Regions from separate parts of the Homo sapiens genome. Here region 1 is linked to region 2. A link is a contact called in ENCODE Hi-C or POLR2A ChIA-PET data. All regions are on one chromosome and are shown on one strand. Each heading gives the region's core, a stretch centred on a gene start or an enhancer-like site at or near the end of the contact. The rest is flanking DNA. Distances are from core to core; before and after follow the strand shown. Region 1 has its middle 32 kb from the start of EGLN3. Region 2 overlaps LOC102724945 (a long non-coding RNA gene).

Region 1 (6,266 bases), core at 183-2,682, 160 kb before region 2:
CTTCTTGCGGGCCTCTCTGTTTCTGGGTACTGATTTCTTCCCATACCCCGCACCCTTTCCTGCCTCTGAGTGGTGGTACCACCTGCTGTTGCAGCCTAGGGCACGGCACTAGGGTTTCCCTAGACCCTCCCCACCTTGTGGTTTTCCTATACCCTCCCTACTGTGGTAAAATGTGCCTGTATTTAACTGTCCTCCAATTATCCTAATTCATGTGTGTCTCCTGGGATCTGTTGCTACACCATGATGAGGTGTGTAATTTTGTTAGTAGTATTCTTAAGTCATTTGGTAATAATCTTTCATCCTGTGAAGCTACAACATGGATTTTTTTAAACTCTTGTTTCCAAGTGCCTAATACAGTGTTATAGGAAATGCTTAGTGACTGCATACACCATGCACAACAGAGCCAAGTGTACTTGAGAGACAACTGGTCCGTTGAGAACAAAATGCATTTGGAGGCCATGAAGTTCAAGTTGAGAGCAGCATTCCCATGCACACCTCTCTCTGGGGAATGCAGCCAGTCCCTGCAAACCCCATTCCCCTCTCCAGGTTAAAAAGTTCCTCTTCACCCTGATGTTAGTTTGAAAAGTTTCGGCCATAACCATATTTAGTTATATTTAGGGAGAGGGGAGTGGTGGGTCAAAGGCTTAAAAAAAAACCCAAGAATGTATATATACTTAAGTAGCTAACAGTTTACTCCTAACATGCTTGTCTGGGAAAGCCTCTACTGGAGATCACGTGACAACAAAACAAAACACCCTTTCTCTTCATTTGGGTGGACAACTGGTTTAGTTTGATTAAATCTCAAACCAAGAATCATCATGTAAACTCATGGCTTAGTTGTCACACTGTGGAAGCCTTAAGCAGCTACAAAACTGCTGCTGATAGGAGACTAGTCCACACTCATCACTGCAAGTCACAGCTGTCTTGTTGTTTTTTAAGCGGGTTTCCTTCATCAAGATAATATAAATTTATGATAAAATGAAATTTACAGACAGCCCAGAGAGGAAGCAGGAGGTAAGAGTGAATTGCCTGGTTAAAAACAGGAACATGTGCAGAGGAGAAAGTTTCCCTGCTCTTGGAAGCCAAGCCAGGTTCCCAGTACCCTGACCAGCTGCTCCCATTTGGAAAAACCCTGGCACAAGATACCATACCAGACGTTCTGCACATGCCTCCTGAGAAAGCCAGAGAAGGCTGAGAAGTATATGGGCCCATGAAAATAAGAAGCAAAGAGGAAAGGGTGTAGAAGTTGGTTAAAAATAAAACTTATCAGATGAGAATTAGGTCCTGAGAATGTTATCTCTCCCCACAGGAGGGTGGAAAAGAAAATAGGCATGTCAAGGAGAACACAGGCCACAGGATGAATAAGCATAAAAATAGGAGGAAATGATCAAGCAAACATGCCAAACAGCCAGAGGACGCCTCTCATCCTAGAAGTGCTGACTTTCCAGGATTGCTCGCCTTCCCTCACCTACTCCCCCAAGAGAATGAGTCAAGGCCAAAAACCCTGGCCAAGGAACTGTTTCCCGGAAAGAGAGACTTTTTTTCCTCTATACCTTTTTGGACTATTTCCATTTTTCCCCCATGTGCCTAGATTACCTTTTAAAAAAAAAAAAGTAAATGTTTATGGAAACAGTTATTGGAATATTCCTACTCCCAGCATTTTATGACAAGTAGGCTAGTCCCCTAGAGAATCTGGAAACTCCAGATAGTTGGTGAACACTTAAATCCTCCCCCAGCTGCTCCCTACTGCTCCCCTTGTCCACACCCAGCCCTGGCTGCAGCCCTGAAGTGAAGAGGCTTGCTGGGAACCCCCATGCTCCATCCCTGTAGCTTTTCAGAGATCTGTGAACTTGATCTACTCCCTAAGCTCACTTCAAAACATGCACCCAGTCATAAGGGATATGCGGTTTCCCTCAAATAAAAGGCACAAAACAAAGACTACAAGCATACCTCATTTCACTGTGCTCCACTTTCTTCTGCTTCATAGATATTTTTTCTAGCAACTCTGCATTAAGAAGACTACTGGAACCATTTTTCCACAGCACATGCTCACTTCGTGTCTCTGTCACATTTTTGGTAATTCTTGCAGTATTTCAAACTTTTTCATTATTATATTATCTGTTATGGTGATCTGTGACCAGCGATCTTTGATGTAAACTATTGTAATTATTTCGGGGTCCCAAAAACTGTGCCCATATAAGATGATGAACTTAATTGATAAATTTGGTTTGTGTTCCAACTGCTTCACCAACTGGCTTTTGCCCTCTCTTGGCCTCCCTATTCCCTAAGACACAACAATCTTGCAATTAGGCCAATTAATAATCCTACAATGACCTCTAAGGGTTCAAGTGAAAGGAACAGTCACACATCTCCAACTTTAGGTCAAAAGTTAGTTGGTGAGGAAGGTATGTCGAAAGTTGGTGAGGAAAGTATGTCGAAAGCTAAGATAAGCCAAAAGCTAGGCCTCTTGCACCAGTTAGCCAACTCGTGAATGCAAAGGAAAAAGTCCTGGAAGAAAACTAAAAGTGCTACTCCTGTGAACAAATAAGCAAGTGAAAACAGCCTATGGTTGATATGGAGAAAGTTTGAGTGGGTTGGATAGAAGACCAAGCCAGCTACAACATTCCCTTTAGCCAAAGCCTAATCCAGAGCCAGCCTCTTTCAATTCTATAAAGGCAGAGAGAGGTGAGGAAGCTACAGAAGAAAAGTTGGAAGCTAATAGAGGTTGGTTCATGGGGTTTAAGTTAAGAAGCCATCTCTATAACATAAAAGTGCAGAGTGGAGCAGCAAGTGTTGATGTTGAAGCTGCAGCAAGTTCTCCAGAAGATCTATCTAAGATCATTGATAAAGGTGACTACACTAAACAACAGTGTAGATCAAACAGCCTTCTGTTGGAAGAAGATGCCATGTACGACTTTCACAGCTAGAGAAAAGTAGTCCACCCGATTTCAAAGCTTCAAGGGACAGGCTGACTCTCTTGTTTGGAGCTAATGCAGTTGCTGACTTTAAGTTGAAGCCAATGCTCATTTGCCATTCTGAAAATCCTAATGCCTTTAAGAATGATGCTAAATCTACTCTGCCTGTGTTCTATAAATGGAACAAAGCCTGGATGACAGCACACATGTTTATACCATGGTTTATTAAATATGTTAAGCCTACAGTTGAAACCTATTTCTCAGAAAAAAAGATTTCTTTCAAAATATTACTCCTCATTGACAATGCACCTGGTCACCTAAGAGCTCTGACGGAGGTGCACAGAGATTAATGTTGTCTTCATGCCTGCTAACACAACTTCCATTCTACAGTACATGGATCAAGGAATAATTTTGACTTTCAAGTCATATTTAAGAAATACATCTCATAAGGCCATAGCCGCCATAGTGATTCTTCTGATGAATGTGAGCCAAGTAAATTGAAAACCTTCTGGAAAGAATTCACCATTCAAGATGCCATTAAAAACACTGATTTGTGGAAGGAGGTCAAAATATCAACATTAACAGGAGTTTGGAAGAAGTTGATTGCAATACTCATGGACATCGTTGAGAGGTTTAAGACTCCAGTGGAGAAGGAAGTGCAGATGCAGTGGAAACAGCAAGAGAACTCGAATCAGAAGTGGAGACTGAAGTTGAGACTGAATTGCTGCAATCTCATGATAAAACTTGAACAGATAAGTTGCTTTTCATGGATGAGCAAAGAAAGTGGTTTCTTGAGATAGAGTCTGCTTCTGGTGAAGATTCTTTGCATTAGCTGCATTAGCTCCTAACAAGAGAGCCAGCCTGTCCCTTGAAGTCTTGAAATTGGGCATGGACTACTTTTCTCTAGCTGTGAAATGACAAATAAGAACTCAGAATATTATGTAAATTTATTTTATTTCTTGTAGAGACGAGGTCTCATCATCTTGCCTAGGCTAATCTTGAACCCCTGGGCTCAAGCAATCCCTCTGCTTCGGCTTACCAAAGTGCTGGGATTACAGGTGTGAACCACTGCATCCAGTCTATTATGTAATTTAGTTGATAAAGCAGCAGCAGATTTGAGAGGATTGACTCCAGTTTTGAAAGAAGTTCTACCATAAGTAAAAGGCTATCAAGGCCAGGCGCAGTGGCTCACACCTGTAATCCCAGCACTTTGGGAGGCCAAGGCGGACAGATCACGAAGTCAGGAGTTAGTGACCAGCTTGGCCAACATGGTGAAACCCCATCTCTACTAAAAATACAAAAATTAGCTGGGTGTAGTGGCACACGCCTGTAATCCCAGCTACTCAGGAGGCTGAGGCAGGAGAATTGCTTGAGCCCGGGAGACGGAGGTTGCAATGAGCTGAGATTGTGCCACTGCACTCCAGCCTGGCCAATAGACTGAGACTCTGTCTCCAAAAAAAAAAAAAAAAGGCTATCAAATAGCATTGCATGCCACAGAGAAATCTTTCATGAAAAGACGAGTCAATTAATATGGCAAATTTCACTGTTGTCTTATTTTTAAAATTGCCACAACCACCACAATCTTTAGCAACCACCACCCTGATCAGCCAGCAGCTATCCACATGGAGGAACGACCCTCTACTAGCAAAAAGATTATGACTTGCTGAAGGCTCAGATGATCATTAGCATTTTTTAGCAATAAGGTGTTTTTAATTAAAGTATGTGCATTGTTTTTTCAGGCATAATGCTATTGCATATAGATCCCATTGCATGCTGAATACACACCGTATAGTATAAACATAACTTTTATATGTACTGGGAAACCAAAAAAAATTGTGTGACTCACTTTAGTAATTTTCGCTTTACTGTGGTGGTCTGGAACCAAACCTACAATACCTCTGGGGTATGGACCTGTTAAATTAATTTTTAATGACCTAGTGTTTAGCCACTCCTAAAATAATGAATTTCACTCAACTGCTCTTAAATCTTCTTGCAAAATTATGACAATAAAATACAACAGCCATTGTCTGTTTCTCTCACTTTTAAAAAAGAATCACAGCCGGGCGCAGTGGCTCACGACTGTAATCCTAGCACTTAGGGAGGCTGAGGCGGGTGGATCACGAGGTCAAGAGTTCGAGACCAGCCTGATCAACATGGTGAAACCCTGTCTCTACTAAAAATACAAAAATTAGCCAGGCGTGGTAGTGCGCACCTGTAATCCTAGCTGCTCAGGAGGCTGAATCAGGAAAATTGCTTGAACATGAGAAGCGGAGGTTGCAGTGAGCCAAGATCGCACCACTGCATCCCAGCCTGGGCAACAGAGCGAGACTCCATCTCAAAAAAAGAAAAAAAGAATCACAAAATGGCCTTTATTTTCTGAAAAATTTCAGCCCTCGGGAGCATAAGTACTTCTGGAAAAGCTGACTTTTCTATATGCTGTTTTTCAAATAAGCAAGATCCAAGAAAAAAATGTGGTTTTTCAATACTCAGTTTTTCATGGTATTTAAGTAAGGCAAAGAGCTGTGTTTTAAAGAAATTAAAATAGCATCTTTCTACAGGCTACCATAAAAAAATAGGTAGACATGGCTCAAATGGCTTTAATTAAAAATGTTTATCTCTACTTAATGTCCCTCAGAGGTGACAAAAGTAGGCCATTTAATTTATTCGATGGAGAATTATAATAGAACTCCACTGACATCTCAGCTCTACCTTAAGTCCAAGCTGGGAAGTTATGTGTATCAAAAAGAAAGGAAATCTGTTTCCTTTGCTCCCCCCAAGTGCATCTGACACAAGGACATGAGGGCTGAAGCTTGCACATTGTCCAACTGTCCCAGTGTGCTGTGGCCTAATGGAAGGTCTCCAAATTGCACCCAGGAAATCTCAAGTTTGTTTTCTCTTCCAGATGGCCTACACTGCTTAACTCTGATACGTGAGTGAGAACACGCTTCATGCAACTCATGCTCAGCATTAGCCCAAGAGGCCAATGCTGGATGTAAACCCAAAGTTCCTCCATGATCTCTGAGGCATATGGGAAAGATCCCATTGCAAAGTCAGGAGACAATCCAACTGATGTTTTCTGCTTGTGTGGTTTTTATGGAATAACTGACTCTTTCAGGATGGCCTGACACCCTTGTTCATAACCACAACATTCAATAAAAATATCAAGCAGCAAGCATTTAAAACTCCCCCTCTCCCAACTCCACTCATTCTTGCTCTGTTGGCAGGAAGGAGATTCCAAAGACAACAAATGCTGAGGAGCTGGAAGTCTTGTGTCAAATCCTAGTGTACTACTCCATCACTGCGTAACCTTGGACAAGCCACCTAACCATTCTGAGTACATTTCCTCAGCTG
Region 2 (6,273 bases), core at 464-2,963:
AAAAAAGAAAAAAGAAGGGCCTTTCGCCTCCTGCCATGATTCTGAGGCCCCCTCAGCCATGTGGAACTGTAAATCCAATTAAACCTCTTTTTCTTCCCAGTCTCAGGTATGTCTTTATCAGCAGCGTGAACACAGACTAATACAGAGAACCCTAAAGAGGGAGTAGAGCTGTAGAAGGTGGTGATGAGCATTAAATTTTGTATATGTTTTATTGTATCTCACATGTTGCCAAAAGGGAAATCTGCAGTAGGCAGTTGAATGTCGATGGAGTCTGGAGCTCAGGAGAGACAAAGCCAGGTGACAGAAAGATGGTTGTCATTATAGAGCATGTGCTAGGCTGTGCCACCCAGAACCCCCTTTTAGGGTTGAAGCACTCATTCCCCAGCTGCCAGGACTTTAGCCCGCTGATGGCTCACAGCTGAATTCCTCTGCAAGAATGACTTTTTATCAAAGGAAACTGACTTACCCGAGTTGATGTGCCTGCCCTGTGCATCCAATGGCTGGTTGATGAGGGGTTACAAAGGCCTGTCCCCTTTGCTTCAATTCAGGTCATCTCTAAAGGCCATCCCAGCCCTAGAGTTCCCTAGAATTGGATGATGCCACTGTTGTATCCACAGTAGGTCCTCACTTAAAGTGAATAGGTTCTTGGAAACTACTACTTTAAATGAAATGATGTACAATAAAACATTTTTTCCCTCACCAATGTTATAAAGAAAGAACATTGCACCAAACAACTTTATTGGAGGGCCTGCTGTACATCTTTTAAAGTCACAGTTTCCAAGAGACTCCTTCATGCCAGCCCTGGTGCAGCTTCTGAGAGCTTTCCCCAGTTCACCACCTGCATTCGAAGCTCTGTGTCGGTCTCCCAGGGAACTCGAGGGAATGAAAATTCTAGGTAGACAATTCTTTCAGGTAGCTTGCCTTTGACAATGGAGGAGGATTCCTGAAGAGGGGTATGGTTGAAGGAGGATTTTTTTTTTTTTTAATTTGGAATGATGAAGCTAGTTGAGAGGGAAGAATTAAAGATTCTAGGTAGAAAACGACCTCCAGGAGGGAATGGGATCCAAATCACAGATAGAAGGATTGCCTGTTTTAAGAGGAAAGACATTCCCTGAGATGAGAATATGGGAGAGGGAGTGGATCAGTGTGAATGTAGATAAATTTATTTTCACTGTAGGGAAGGTCTGATCAGCCACTGAGAGTAAGCAGAATGGAGGCTGGGAAGACAGAAGCTTGAAGACAGCAGGGAGTGCTAGAAATTGGCTTCGTGGACAATGGGGGGAAGAGTCGCTCCGAATAATGTATCAGAATCGCCGAGCAGTGCTGAAAGCAGGGTTGAGAATGAGGTCAACAGGAATTTATAGTGGCAATCATCATAGCACTAACCATGGTATAATTACTCACAGGCCTGCTCAGCACTGTGCCTGACAAGCAGAGGATACGCTAAATGTTGAATGACGGAATAGACCCAGTTTCAGTGAGCCCTCCAGTTAAAGGGCCACATGTTCTCTGCCATCATAGTTTCATCAACAAAAAGCCACATCACATCTGCCTTGGGTCTATTTCTCTCTGATATTTTTAGTCTAGAGAAACATTGAGGTGGTTTCCCTGCTTTTGTACAAGTTTGTCATATGTTCTCTCTGCATGCTTTGTAATGCCTGTATGCATTAAGTTGTTTTCCTAAGATCACTGGACTGGGCAGATCAGAGCTCAAGCTCGCAGGTCACCTAACTCCCATTCCACACACTGTGCTATGAGATATGCTATGTAAAACTGCCAAGTCGTTCCAGATGATTCAGCAGGCCTTCAATATTACCTGCCTGCCTGTCTTCCCTCCTTCCTCGCTGCCTCCCTCCACCTTTCCTCCCTCAGACCTCTTGGAATCTTTTCTGACCTCTCTACTAAGCTGTCCCCAGCTTCATTATGTTCAGCCCTCATTTGCACATGCTCTTGACACCTGGTGTTTGGTGGCAGAAATGGCTGATAAAATTCCACGCTGATTAATTTCATGTTTAATCTAACTGATACTTCTGTAGCCTTTGCAAATAACCTTTTTGAACAAAAACGGCAATGGCTCATTCCAAACCCGATCAAAGAGGTATGCATGACTCACAGCCACTAAATAAACATTGATGCCTGATGGCAGTAATATGGCTATTTATATTCAGAGCCTGATTTAACCAGTGGCATTCCTGTAATAAGATAATAAGCATGAGCTGTTTACTAGAAAAAAAGGAGAGTCTGTGGTGCTGGTGTTCAATAAAATCTCTTAACAGGCAAATGAGTCTCTGAAATTGGTTGGCAAATACATCCAGAATGAGATGTGCTAATTAGCTGCTGTTACTGATTTTCTAAAATAAAGAGTTTAAACTTAGATTAGTCCTGAAATTTAGTACAATAAAAAATACTGGATAAATGATATTATGTTGAGTCTTACAGATTATGTTTAAGATAAGTCCAACAATACAATTAAGAAAAAAGAACTCTGCACCTAAATCATTAGATTTTTTAAAGACTAAGAGGTTGTAAATGTGGAGAATTATAAGCATAGATATGTGAATCTCAGGTTCAATTTTTTTCTGTTCAGAGAGCATCTGTAGGTGATTCTCTTGGCCACAATGGCAGGGACATCTATTACTATCAGAACTTTTGTTTTTAAATAGGAAGAGCAAAGGAATGCAAGAATTAGCTTAATAGTATTTGGGTAGCCATTAAAAATAGATTAACCTATTCAGAACCAAGATCACAGAGGTTCTAGGTAAGCGTGTGGGAGACAATTATTCTGAACTCAGAAATAAATGATCAAGGCCATCAAGCTTGTAAGGCCTCTCCCAGCATCTTCCCCCAAATAAGAGCAGCAGGAACTTTCACCTGCTTCCTTTCTCCTGCTATCGCCCTATGCAGCAACTTCCAGCTGCTAAGCATTCATCTCAAACCTCCATTTTAGCTGCTTTCTTCACCAAACGGGAATGAACTATCTATTGGGACTTCCTACTTCAAGCAGTGAGAAAATCTTAGGAGATTTCCAAGTATTTTGTTTTTATTCATATATTACTTCTAAAGAGAAATGGATGGGTAATAAGAGGATTCAAGTTGTGTCTCGATCATAATTTTTTTTCAAAACAAGTTTGAATTCAAGGACCTGTTGTTTGAGTTTAGGTAGTTGAGATGATGTTTGTGTTCCCAGAGCAAATGGTTCTTTTAAAGGCAGCTAGATGGGCAGATGTCAGTGCTGCAGCCCCAAGGTGACTAACGCTCCTAATGTTAGCAATGAGTGAATTCATTCATTTGGTTTCTATTTATCTACAGTTAAACGATACAAGTTGATTATTTGCTTTAACTAAGATGTTCAATTCTTATCAGAGTCTTTAGTAATCAGAGTTAATTGACTATATTTGTCTTTGTTTCTATTTAACAGTAGGGGATGAGGGGATGCCCAGTTTAGGTAGCAACTTTTCCAGCTACTACTGGGACCCAGAATTGTGGGTAACACCCTCACATAGGCTAGCAAATAATTGAAATTATTAACAGAATCCTAAGTCATGAACATGTGGTCTTCCTTATATTTTTCAATGGTATTAAGGTTCTTTTGAAACCAACTCTACCTGGCTTAAGACAAAAAGGAATTTACTTGTGAAAGGATATTAGTAATCTCACAAAATGTACAGGAAGAGTTGAACAGCCACACCTCAAAAGTGTAAGAACGACAGTTCCAAAGACATGGAAACAAGGGTTTTTGGGGCTTATTCTGCTTTTGTAGTTTCACTACTTACTTCTCCTGGCTCCTTTGTTTCTCTTTTTGAGATTCCATATTCTTAGATAAGAAAATCTAATTGGTCCAGTTTGGCTCAAACAAATGACTTGAACCAATCAGCTGTGACTAGCAGAAGAGTAGGTCAGCATCACATGGCATAGATATGGCTTCTGTGGAAGTCCCCAGTGAATGGAGGCTATTGTCACTGGGCAGCAAACCCAAGGGTCCACTGTGTACCCAGTGCTGCTCCAAGTGCCAATCCACAAGACCATTTGACACTGGATCAGGAGGAGATAAGCAGCTTGCACCAGTATCTAAATCAGCTCACTGCTTACATCATTGAGAAAGTCTTACTATTAAAAAAAAATGCTGAACTAAAGAGCATGCTTAGTGGCATAGTTGATTTTGCACTCTGGCACAGCACTTCCTATCTTCTTATGGATTAGTAGCAAATAGTTTGCTGACAGGCAGCTGCCTGTGGCCCACTCTATGAGCAACAATCTCTTCTGTTCAGTGCTCATCAAGAACATGTGCTTTGAAGCCACCAGGGTTTTAATTCCTGCTATACTTAATAGCAAAATGACGTTGACCAAATACCCCTTGCTTCATTTTCCTCATCTAAGTTGGAGATAACAGTACTCCCATATTAGTCAGGACTCATTCAATTATAGGCAGCAGAAATGTAAACTACTAGGTTAAACCAGATGAAATTCTGACATTCAACCTGCAAATATGGCATTTTCATATGGTTCAATCTAATAGCTTAAGCAAAAAGGAAATTTATTGGTTTTTGAAACTTCAAAGTACATTAGTGGGGGTAGGTACCATATACATCTGAATCCAAGGCTTAAATGAATAAAGGGAAGGAGAAGCCCTCTATTTCCAGCAACCAGCATTGGATCATATGGCATACGAGGACTCTAACTGGTCCTACTTTGGTCATTCTCCCAGCCCCTGGTCTAATCACTGGCCAAAGGAACATGACATTTCATGATTGGTCAGGCTTGTGCTTGGGAGTAAGTAGGGCACTATGATGAATAGATTGACAGTCCTGTCAGATAAACCCTATCTGTCTTGGTCAGTTATATCTCTGGTCCCTAGCACATAATACTTACCAAAAAGATTAGGTAAATAAATGATTGGGAAAAGGGTATTGCACAGTTTCCTCAGTCAAAGAAGCAGCAGACAGAAACATTAGAATTCAATGATAAATGCCTACATCATATGGTTAAGATTACATAAGAAAGTGATACACATGAGACAGAGACTGGCACATAGTAGCACATTTACCTGCAAAATAGATCAGGCAAGCATTGGAGCCCATATTTTCCATGTAGAGACTGGCACGTAGCAGGTGCCCAGTTCTCTTGATGGACTGAGTCAGTTAAAAAGTGAACTCAGCCAGGTGCGGTGGCTCGTGCCTGTAATCCCAGCACTTTGGGAGGGCGAGGCAGGTGAATCACTTGAGATCAGAAATTTGACACCAGGCTGGCCAACATGGTGAAACCCTGTCTCCAATAAAAATACAAAAATTAGCCAGGCATGACGGCACACTCCTGTAATCCCAGCCAGTCAGGTGGCTGAGCCAGGAGAGTCGCTTGAACCCAGGAGGCGGAGGTTGCAGTGAGCCAAGATCATGCCACTGCACTCCAGCCTGGGAGACAGAGTGAGAGTCAGTCTCCAAAAAAAAAAAAAAAGTGAACTCATAAATAGACAGTGAGCAATCTGGATCCCATTCCTTTGGGAAATGTTCTTCATCCTATTGCAATTGTGATTTTGTCTCAAGTTTTCCTATGAACATCCAGACAGCCATATAATCAACAGGGCAAGAGAAAATGGGCATTAAATCCAACTGGAGGCATTTTAGTTAGAGACCTACATTAGGAAAATCTCTAGGATCTATAAAACAAATCCATAAAACTTAAGCAAACAGGCTAATTTTTATTATAATTCTTCCTGGTGGAAGAAAGTGAGCAGATGACTTTTAAGAGTCCTTATCCAGTGACTGGCAGCATTTGTACCTCACATTCCAGCCCACGTGAGGACAAAGGACAGGGGATGGGAGCAGGAGACACAATATCAGAATATTTGATTTGGAAGTGTCCACAGAGCTCATCTAGTCTAATCCTCTCATTTTACTAAAGAGGAAATGAGGCCTGGAGAACTGAGGTGGCTTGTCAAAGGGTCACAAAGGCAGAGTTGAATCCAGGTCTTTTCAATCCATGTCCATTCTTTGTCTTCCACACTATACCACAGGCAGTGGCAGCCCACTCTGAACCAATAGTGCCCCCATCACCCTTGTGAGGTGGGCAGGAAAGCAGGTGGGGAACAGGAATGCCTTAGTGAGGAGCTAATAAAGACCCTCATGTGGTAAAGGGTCAAGGGCAGGCATCTATGCACCCTGAAGTGTAATCCAACTTCCACGTTCAGTCACAAACCACATATTGCTGATCTACACCTTCCCACCTGCCACTTGCCCTCATAGAGCAGGATTATGGTCTGAAGACAATCCAAAACAT

The links. A loop is a pair of places that touch in the nucleus more often than their neighbours do. ChIA-PET counts read pairs that join two places held with the same protein, here RNA polymerase II (POLR2A). Pooled maps may share reads with other maps.
Region 1: a map of tibial artery shows a loop between it and region 2 (29-fold over the local background). The contact joins two enhancer-like sites. A Hi-C loop is called at or near these places in 3 of 168 maps with a recorded cell type or tissue (Calu3, mammary epithelial cell and tibial artery) and 5 of 50 pooled maps. POLR2A ChIA-PET finds 5 or more read pairs at or near these places in 3 of 52 experiments (BJ, GM12878 and HCT116).

The regions. Positions count from the first base shown.
Region 1 is chr14:33,916,045-33,922,310 of GRCh38, forward strand. No RefSeq gene overlaps it. Among named protein-coding and RNA genes, the nearest start is that of EGLN3, 32 kb to the right of the region's middle. RefSeq lists an enhancer at 1,230-1,374 and a cis regulatory region at 1,293-1,300. Within about 2 kb of position 1,433, at least 4 of the 41 ENCODE cell types and tissues checked have a DNase peak (open chromatin) inside an H3K27ac peak, as active enhancers do.
Region 2 is chr14:34,079,883-34,086,155 of GRCh38, forward strand. The region is part of intron 5 of LOC102724945 (a long non-coding RNA gene); the gene reads right to left. Among named protein-coding and RNA genes, the nearest start is that of EGLN3-AS1, 43 kb to the left of the region's middle. Within about 2 kb of position 1,714, at least 9 of the 41 ENCODE cell types and tissues checked have a DNase peak (open chromatin) inside an H3K27ac peak, as active enhancers do.